Regions from separate parts of the Mus musculus genome. Here region 2 is linked to region 1. The links are chromatin loops, found by intact Hi-C in ENCODE. Cell type or tissue: heart. All regions are shown on one strand.

Region 1 (5,000 bases):
AGCTGATTTTCTTCGTGGCAGCTCCCAGGTAGTTTCCAGGTACTTACTCTAAGGCTCTAGGCTCATAGGTTTGAATACTTAGTCTCTAGTTTTGGTGGCTGTTTGGAGAAGACTAAGAAGTGTGGCCTTGCTGGAGGAAGTATGTCACTGGGGGCTGGCTTTGAGGCTTCCAAAGCCTCTAGCCATTCTTGGTGTTGTTAGCTCTCTCCAGCTCCTGCTTGTGAGACCTGAGCTCTCAGCTGTTCCTGCCACCATGCCATCGCTCTACCTTTATGGACTCTAACCCGTCAAAACCATAGGCCCAAGTAAATGCTTTCTTTTGGTCATGGTATTTTCTCACTGAAACAGGAAAGTAACTAAGACATCGAGTACATGCATTGAACCCCCAGCAGGTGCACTTGGCTCACCAGATAAGATGTTGAATCTTTGTGCTCCGGTCCCAGTCCTCTGCTCAGAGCTGGGGGTGCTCATGGGGTACCACTTAGCGCTGTATAAAAGTAAAGTTGAGCTGGGTGGTGGTGCACGCTCCTTTAATCCCAGCACTTAGGAGGCAAAAGCAGAATGATCTCTGTGAGTTCGAGCTTAGCCTGGTCTATAGATCGAGTACCAGGACAGTCTGGGCTATGCAAAGAAACTCTGTCTTAAAAAAAAAAAAAAGAAAGAAAGAAAGAAAGAAAGAGAGAGAGAAAGAAAGAGAGAGAGAGAGAGAAAAAGAGAAAGAGAGAAAGAAGAAAAAGAAAAGAAAAGAAAAGAAAAAGGGAAAAACAAAAAAAACAAAGAAAAAGGAAAAATAGAAAAAGAAATGAAAATTTGATTGGTGAGCCCTGAGGAGCCCTTGACTATAGATGGGAGGTCCAGGGGTAGGAGGTAGGGGGTGGAGGGCAAGAGTCTAGCTCTTCAGGGAAGGAACACTGGGCAGTCAGGCCCCAAAGAGCTACAGCCAGGAAGGTAACATTTCTGACAGTCAAACCCAGAGCTCACCAATATGGCGAGTCTTGCTGAAACCCCCTAGCATGGCTGCAGCCATTTTGTCCCATAACTGCCAGCTATTTCATACTGTTGCCAGTCACTGATGCAGAAGAATAACTTGACTCAGAGCAGGGTCATGTGACCCCATACCCTGTTATGTTATGTATATTATGAAGTTTGTTAATATTAAGAAATTCCACAACTATAAGCTTCATGTAGGGCCCATCAAATTAAAGGTCAACATGAACTGTTATGCCTAAAATACTTGAGTCAGGCAGCACTCGTTCCAGCACCTGGGTATGAGCTCATTGTGGTTTTGTGGTTTTAACCTTTATAAACTGACATAGAAAAAATGTTTAGAGTCATAGCCTCAGCCCCCGAGATCTGAGCTACAGCCCTAATAGATCAATCTTAGGGTGTGCATTCAATACACCATCTGCTGGTGTTGTATGGACTCCACCCCGACAGATACCTGGCAACAGCCAGGTATGCCCCACCCCACTGTTACTTGGCAACAGCCAGGTAGGCCTGGCCTATAAAAGGGGCTGCTTGTCCCCTCCTCTCTTACTCCTGCTTCTCTCCCTTGCCTCTTGTCCCCTTGCTCCCCCTCTCTCCACATTCCCTTCCCCCCTCTCTCCACATGGCCGCCTCCCCCTGCCTTTCTCCACCTCTGCTACCCTCTTAACTCCCCTCCCCATGCCCTGAATAAACTCTATTCTATACTATACCAGTGTGGGTCTGGTCTCTCAGGGGGAAGAAATGCCTTGGTATGGGCCCACTGAGGCACCCCATCCCCCCACACCTCGCCAGAACATATCGTAATAGCCCTTTCTCTTTTTATGATCACAACACTGTCCCTGTCTGAATGAGATCGGTGTTCATGTGGTTTGTGGGGTGACTCTTAGACCATTCTCACTAGCCAATTTGCTTGAGAGAATCTCATCCTAAGTTTCTGAGGTTGGAGTTACAGGCAGCTGTCCCACCCACTCAACATTTGCATGCGGTCTGGGAGTCTGAACTCCAAGCTTCACATTCACACAGCACTTTGGTTGCTGAGCCATCTCCCCAGGACCCAACACTCCACTGCTATCTGGCTAATATCACACATACCCAGTTGGCACAAACAGTGGGCATACTGGACCTTCCTTGCTAGGTGTCTTCTGTCCTACCCCTCCTCAGAGGTGGTCCTCATCAGATTGGACTGTATTGTTATCTGCCTCATCCCTTCAACCAACTCCCTGACAATAGCTACATAAAAAGGAGAGTCTTCAGGGCGTGGCGGCAAACGCCTTTAATCCCAGAATTTAAGAGGGAGAAGCAGGTAGCTCTCTGGATTTGAGGTCTGGCTGGCCTATATAGTGAGTTCCAGATCAGCCAGGGCTATATGGTGAGACCTCCTCTGAAGTGAGAGGGGTTACTTTCACTGAATTCTAAGGGATGAAGTCCATCTTGGCAGGGAAGGTTTAGTCCCAGGTGCCGAAGCAGCTGGTTACTTTGTGTCCACAGTCAGGAAGCAGAGAAGGGCCTGCTTTCTCCCTTCATTTCAGCCTGGCTGTTAATTAACCTGATCTAGAAACTCCCTCATACGGGTGCCCAGAGATTTGTCTCCGGGGTGATTCTAGATCCTATCGATTGACAATCCATAGTAACCATCACTAGGACCCTTTGTCAGATGCCCCCTACTGTGCGCCCTTTATTCCTCCTCTTCCTCCTCAGTCTGCCTCAGCGACTTTTTTTCATAAATATCATCTTGTGATCCAGCCACTTCTTCCCTTCTCCGGATCCCTCCCTGGCCCCTCTCTAGGGGCTGAGTGTCTTTCTACCCCTGTTCCCTGTCTTGGCTGAATGATTGAGTGTTTTAATTTGTTTCCCAGGCGCAGTCTCTATGGCTCTGCTCTCTGTAATTCACACGGCAGCAGTCTGCTGGGACGTGTATAAAGTCAGTACTGAGAGGGCTCAGAGACGTGAGACACCAAAGAGCGGAGGGACAGGGAGAAGCGCAGGAGCCCCGCCCGAAAGAAAGGCTGGTGCGGGCCGGCTTGGAGCAGATCAAAGCAAGCAGAATGCTGGCTGCAGCGGGAGGTGGGGGGGGGGGGGGGGGCAGGAAGTTCTGTTACAGACAGGGCTGCAACTATCATCAGAGAAGCTGGAGAAATGAGGCTGCCTCTGACCCCTGCATTCTGGCCAATTACATAAAGCCCGGTACTTCTAAACAGCTCCCCTGATGGTTCTAGAGCTCACTCAGGACTACAAACAACAGGTTCAGCGGCAGACCTACAGGGAGAGGGAGAGAAAGGACTGTGAGGTGACCACATCTCCCTTCAAGCCCACACAAATATCCGGACACTGTGGTGGAAGCCCTGGGTAAGGGGGCTTGGTCCTAAAGAAGAGTCTTCGTGCAAAACTAGAATTCTGGGGTGGGTGTGGGCTGCTGCTTAGATGTCCCACAGAGGACCCAGAGTGAGGGACACCTCCACAGGCTGGTGTCTTTACCACTTGCTTTCCCAGTGTCACCTCCATGATCCTAGCTCTTCAAGTCCTCCCTGATCACAAAGACCCTGCAAGAATAGCAGCTCCTAGTCATTTCACAGGCAAAAGCAGAGTGCCTACTGTGTTCTCTCAGAAGAGGAGATGGAGACCTACAGGGTGCCAAGCTCTCACTGCGCACAGAGGGTGAGCCTGGAGTCGGTCTCTTTATATGGCGCATAGGAAACTAAAAGCCTGCTACTGCTGTTAATCAGCCCTGGGTCTACCAAAGAGCTCGGAGGTAATCCGCAGGAAGGTGGCCTCTGAGCTGAGGCTTCCTGGAGCTCTCGGAGTCTTTCACCGCCCTTCATCTCTCTGAGTGTCCCTTGAGCATACCTCAGCCTCTCTCTACAGGGAACTAGGCACCACTGCAAATTGCAATGAGGTTCTCAGCTGGAAGAGTATCTTATACCCCAGGCAAGCCAGAGCCTAGGGCAATGACCTGTAAACAGATTCCCTCACGGAGTGGTTGTTGAACTGGATAAAATACAATGGTGCTTTTGTGCTTTTTGTTGGGGGAAGAAACAGAAGGAACAAAAAGTCTTGCCCAGGGCCCTCCACCTGCCATTGTGGCCTGGGTTCCACAAACTCGGGAGCTCCCTGTTAGCATTTTGTCTAAGCTCCGCCCCACAGTTACCTGGCAACAGCCAGGTGTGCCTGACTCAAGGTAAAAGGGGCTGCATGTCCCCCATCTTGATCTTGCCTTCCTGCTCCCACTTTCTCCCCCTTCCCCCTGCCGCCAGTGCTCATGGCCAGCCTCTACTCCTCTACTTCTCTCTCTCTCCCTCCCCCTTTCTCTGCCTCTACCACCCTCTTAACTCCCCTCCCTATACCCTCAATAAACTCTATTCTATACTACACTGTGGTCGTGTGGCTGGTCCCTCAGGGAGAAGGGATACCTTAGCATGGCACCCCCTCCCCCACACCTGACTACACATCCACAAAACATTCCTCCTCTCTGTCTTTTTATAAACACATCACTCCTAGACACTGATAGACAGAACACAGAGAGCTGAGATGCCACACCTCTGGCCACTAGGAGCTCTGGTGCAAGTGACCGGGTGTTGAGAAGACTGAGGACTGCTGTGGTGCACAGCCATGAGCCCAGGAATTTGTGTGAGGTGAGCAAAACAGCTGCCAACCTTGCGAGGACAGCTAGGGGCCGGAATGGCTTGGATATCCTGGCAGACAGACAGGGGTCTGTGCATGGGGACCAGCACCATGGATGTACACACACAGATGTACATCCCTGAGGGATGATGGATGCAGAGTGAATGAAGGAGGCTGGAGAGGAGGCACACTTCAATCCTGCAGCCATATGTCACGATTTCACTGTGTTGGGAACATAGATGAATACATTTGTGTCTTCCCACAGTGTCATAATAAACTCACCAGCTATGGAAGTGTTGTTGGCAGCAATTTGCCAAGTAGCTCTCTCTCCTTGCTATGCAGCCAAGGGAAGGACAGGTTCTTTTGTTCCCATCGTAACTAATATAAACCCTCAG
Region 2 (5,000 bases), 370 kb before region 1:
ACTGGCAAGGCTAAAGGAACCGAAGCCTTAGTCTCTAGAGTCCCTGAAAAAGGACACCAGCTATGCCCTTGAAGGTAGGCTGACCTCTCTCCTCTTAGACGAGGTAGGATGGAAAGTGGTTGGCAGGAGGTGCTGGATCTTGGGAAAGCTAGCTTCTCAACCAGAAAAAACCACGGGTTTCACATCCCAAAGTACTTAAGCACCAGCACTAAAAATACCCACGCTAAATCCCCTGTTCTCTGGTCCCTTCCAAGAACACACAAGGTGTCCATCCTAGGACTGGAGCCTGAGAACCCCGTGAGTGAAGTGCTGTCTGGAGAGCTGGTACACCCCCTCAGGCCCCTCAGACCATGAGTACCAAGAGGTCCTGTGAATGGGTGTGAGAGCTGTGAGGAACCTTCAGGAGAGTATGGGACCAGAACCTCAGATGCACTTGGAAAATCCACCGATTAGGAACCCCTAATGGCTCTGCTGGGTAAACTCCCAGCCATCTACCCTCAGAGAGGGGCTCACACGGCTCCTTCCCCAGCCAGAATCCGAGCATCAGGAAACCCCTCGGGTTTGGTGGGGACTGAATGCAGAACATTCTCTAGATTGTACAGCCACAAGTGGTCACTGAACTTGTGTTCCAGGCAAGGCTGATGGGCCAGATCCTGGGCGGCAGAGAACAGAGGTGGTCTGGTCTTTGTCTCTGGAATGGCCCCAGCCTCTCTGAGCCATGTTCAATGAAGGAATGATACAATACGTCTGTCCCCATACCTATATCCCTACCCACGGGGACAAAGGAGCTTTGCATTTGACCTCGGCAGATCACAATTCATAGGTCCTCGGGAGCAGGGCAGGAGAGGAGAGCAGGAACGAATGGTGGGCAAGCAAGCAAGTATGGAGGTGCACATGCTGGTGGTAACAAGAGTGTGGGCATGCTAAGGGAGCCAGAGGGGCTGGGGGGAGGGGGTCAGCTGGGGCTGAAGGCGGGAGCCATCGCCAATTCTCCAATCCTCCAACTCTCTAAGCAAGTCAGTCTACCAATCACTCAACCGCAGGAACTACATCCACAGGAACTACATTTCGGAGGACTCCTGCCTGAGGAAGCTCTGGGAGGGCATGGGGTGGTCCGGACAATGACAATGATGACCTCACATAATCATCCACCCTTTGTACACAGGGCCCTGCTCACCTGTGGAGTTCTCAGAACGCAGACTCTTCTTGGCAACTTCAGCCAACGCCCCAATTCCCAGACCTACAGCCAGACCTGGAAGGGTAAGAAAGCAGGTGCTTGAGTGGCTGGGACCACCCAGGTAGGTACCAGGCCTGGTGACCAGCAGGCAGGTACCACTGCAATGTACTAACATTCGCTGGGTACTCCCAATAGGGAGTAGGAAAGAACACACACTGGTGGTTGTAGGACAGTCAGCTCTGAGCAAGTGCTGCCTGTGAGTTTGCGCAGCTCTCATCCATCACCTGTGACAACCCACACTCGCGAAAACACAGGCAGACTCCATATTGGAAGGAACCAGCACAAATAGGAAGACAGAGCAAGCCTGGTCTGTGGACCACTTCCTGGAAATACAACTATAGAAGACAGCCACTCACTCAAGTCTGCAAGAGCATCCAGTAGTCTTGAATCACTGTATCGATATGCAACAGGTAGCAGTAAAACCTGGGACGTTCAACAACAGCAAAAACACGGGGTGTCCCAGCTGAAGTCCCTGGGGCCAGAACAGAACCCCCCCCCCCACTCCCATGCTGGCAGCACTGATAGTGACCGAGAACAATAGCCCTTGGGTCTTCCCTCCCAGGAGGTATGGCTGAGGCCAGGCAGAGAGCCTGGGAGTCTGGCTCAGGGCCCACACCTTCCTGGAAGCTCCCTTCCCAAAGGCTGTACAGGACGGCATACCACTCAGAGACGGGGCAAGGGCTATGAAACTCTTCTCCAGTCTTTCTACAATAATCAATGCATTACAGAAAAACGCTGGATTTGCTGAAAATGTATAGAAAGAAATTTAGGCTGTGTGTGGCCACACATGCTGTCATCCCAGCATTTTGGAGGCTGAGGCACGAGGTCTAACATAGTTCAAGGCCACCCAAGGATGCAAAGCAAATTCCAGAATATCCAGGAGTATATATGGTAACCTTGTCTCAAAAAACAAAAACAAAAACAAAAACCAAAAACACAACACTCAAGTAACTTTTTAAATGCTTTTTAATTAAAAGGTAATTCTTTTACACATTTAATACTATATTTATTTGCCACTAGGTGGCAGTGCATGCTCTACTTTGCCCACCTTACCAGCCGTTCCTATCACAGAGGTCACTAAGAGAACCAAAGGTGTCAAGTGCCCACACTCTCAGGTCCAAGACATGGCAGCAAAACAGCTTGTTTATTCAAAACAATCAGGCCCATGGTGACAAAGGAAGTCTCGTGTCAACTACATGCATGACTTTTAAGATTTCTGGAGGCCATTAAAAAACAGGCGAGAAGAAACATGGAGAGTGAATTCTAATGCATTTAGCCCAGCATAGTTAAAATAAAAATCAATGTAAAAATTGAAAGCACTTTCCATCTCGGGTGTGTGCACTGTCTTCAAATCCTGTGGGAAGGCACATGCATTGGACACATGGGGCAGAACAAGCCAAACTGGAAGAAGCCACAGCGACAACCAAGACATGCTGGTGGTGCCCTGGGATAGGGTGCTACTGTGGATGTCTGGTGGGGCAGGCACCAGCCCTTTAACACTCCGCCTACCCAGGCCAGTCTGGATGGCACTGGGCACTGGGAGCCAGAGTCCTAATTAAACATTAACTTCCCGCCAACTGTCTTCCTCGCCCTACCTAACACAATATCTAACTTAGCAAAAGAAAGGAGGACAGGCAGCATTCAGTCACCAAGGTCCCTGTGGAGTCCTTCCAGCTTAGAGACACGCCCACAGAAAAGGCAGACGACATCCAGCCGCACACACAGCAGTCAGAGCCCCCTACACCTACCCCCGGCCGCACAGCGCTGGGTCAAACTGTCCCTGCCTGCTTCTGGGCTCCCAGGCAAAGCACAAACTCTACCACGGGGGTGGGGAGACAGTTATTAAACAAATGCCTGAAGGAACATTCTAGAAAGGAGGCCTCTGGCTCCATCAGTAGCTGCACCAGACCTAGGAGCTGCCAAGAGAGGGGCAGGCTCCTGCAGCAGGCAGACCAGGAGGGAAGAACAAGCTCACCCTACCAGTGATCATGATCTCCCCGGTTCTATGAACCCAGAATAAACTGGCTCCCCTTCATGGGCCTGGTATAATGAGATTCTTGGAATCCCCTGCCCAGCTCAGCTTCACCTAGAACCAGGTAAACCTGGGATAACTAACTCTGGGAAGGGGAATTCCAGGCTGGGATTTTTCTGCCATCTTCAGATACCTTGCTTCTGCACCCAAGGACCTCACACAGCACTGCCTCTTCTACTGTGTGTGTTCTGTGTCTAGAAGGCTTGATCTCCACATGTCACTGAGAGGAGAGAACCACTGTTGGCAGCCTGACCTTCCTCCTGGCCTGTGACGGCACACTGCCCATACACAGAAAGTTCCTAATACTTCTCATTAAAAGTGGTTTTGCCACCAAGGAAGGGAAGTGACAGGGCACAGAACTCTCCCGCAGGCAAAGCAGAGGTCCAGCGGGCCTGTGTCCAGGCTGGGAGCCTATTCTGGGTAACTCAGGAGCCTCACCTAGCCTCCCCATTCAGGTCCCTCTGGAAGTCACCAAAGAAACAGTCACTCCACTCCCTACCAGTCACCACAGGTGGAAAGCAAAGATTTTAACCACAGGAGCCTTCATGAGCAGGCTGGGTAGCATTGAGAGTGGAACAGCAGGCTACCACTCCTGCTGGTGCTGCTCTGCATGGTGAAATCCCAGGGCTTGTTTACAACACGTGGCTGGAAAGGGCCTCTGCATAAGCAACCAGACAAGAGTACTGAGGAACCAGGCACTGTAGACCAGGCCCCACCTGTACTCAGGAGGGACCCAGGGTCTTGTGTGTGTGCTAGGCCAGATCTCCACTCCCTGAACCACATCCTCAGCCCTAAAGTCCACTGTAATTAATACACATGGCTCACTCACTCTGCTAAGAAAGTCCACATAGAGCAGACAGACAGACATGGCTAATGTCCTCTGCGTGGGTACTAACAGTGTACTTCTAGATAATACTGGCATCCAATAGCAGCCTCATCCCCCAGGCACTGCAGCCCAGGAGGAAGAGGGAGAGAAACAAAAAGAAAGAGACAAAGCTCCCTGAGGTGTCTTCTCCCCGGGGAAGACCTAACAGGTCCTCTGCTGTCTATGTAGGAAGGTAGGTGCCTACTCATAGGACAGGCAGCTCAGATGTCCCTGCACAAGACAGAGGTCTGTGCTCAGCTCCTCCTCTGAAACTGCACAGAACAGCAGCCATTCTCAGCAGGTTCCTCTCACACTCGATGAAGAATCTGCTACCACATACACAAGCACCATGACAGATGCTTCACTGCAGGCCCAGAAACTGTCAGGACCCACAGCCTGAACCTTCTGAAACTGCCTGTTGCTTCTGCCACAGGTTTTGGCAATGGTAGAGAGCAGAGAAAGTAACTGATAGAGATGGACAAACAAGAGGATATACTTTCCAGGAAAGGGAAGACAGAAGGTCCTGGGCCTCCCTAACCAACTCAACACCAGGACCATCACTGTCATAACCTACCAGAACTGTTATTTAGCTAACCACTGGTCCAAGGCCAGTATGTGAAACAAGCCAGCAAAGCTATTCTTTTGTAGTTTACATTGCCTGAACCTGGAGAACCTACAGAGCACAGATAAACCTTCATAAACTGCACCTCCAGAAACCCACATCACAGCACCCTGCAGCAAATGGCCAAGCACTCGCAACAGGACCTCGCAGACGAGCAGTGTGCACATGCACTATGTAAATGTCCTTCCAGAAGAGCACAGGTATGGTAGGGTCAAAGGCTACTTGCATAAAAGCAAGGACAAAT

What was found. Peaks named below come from ENCODE experiments on the same cell type or tissue, not always from the same donor. Only the 100,000 strongest peaks of a DNase experiment are listed, where the experiment ranks them.
Region 2: a loop joins it to region 1, with 4 times the contacts of the local background. A loop is called at or near these places in 4 of 42 quality-filtered maps.

Annotation. Positions count from the first base shown.
Region 1 is chr1:180,545,049-180,550,048 of GRCm38, forward strand. All of the region lies in intron 3 of Gm31986 (a long non-coding RNA gene), which reads right to left. Among named protein-coding and RNA genes, the nearest start is that of Parp1, 21 kb to the right of the region's middle. In heart, no CTCF peak of the experiment used is centred here; a DNase peak (open chromatin) is centred at 3,003; H3K4me3 peaks cover 761 bases; H3K27ac peaks cover 1,198 bases; H3K27me3 peaks cover 4,356 bases.
Region 2 is chr1:180,173,074-180,178,073 of GRCm38, forward strand. Coq8a (coenzyme Q8A) reads right to left here. Exons shown (of 15, transcript NM_023341.3): 5 at 1,178-1,252. Among named protein-coding and RNA genes, the nearest start is that of Coq8a, 20 kb to the right of the region's middle. In heart, a CTCF peak has its summit at 2,249 (motif pointing right); a DNase peak (open chromatin) is centred at 2,798.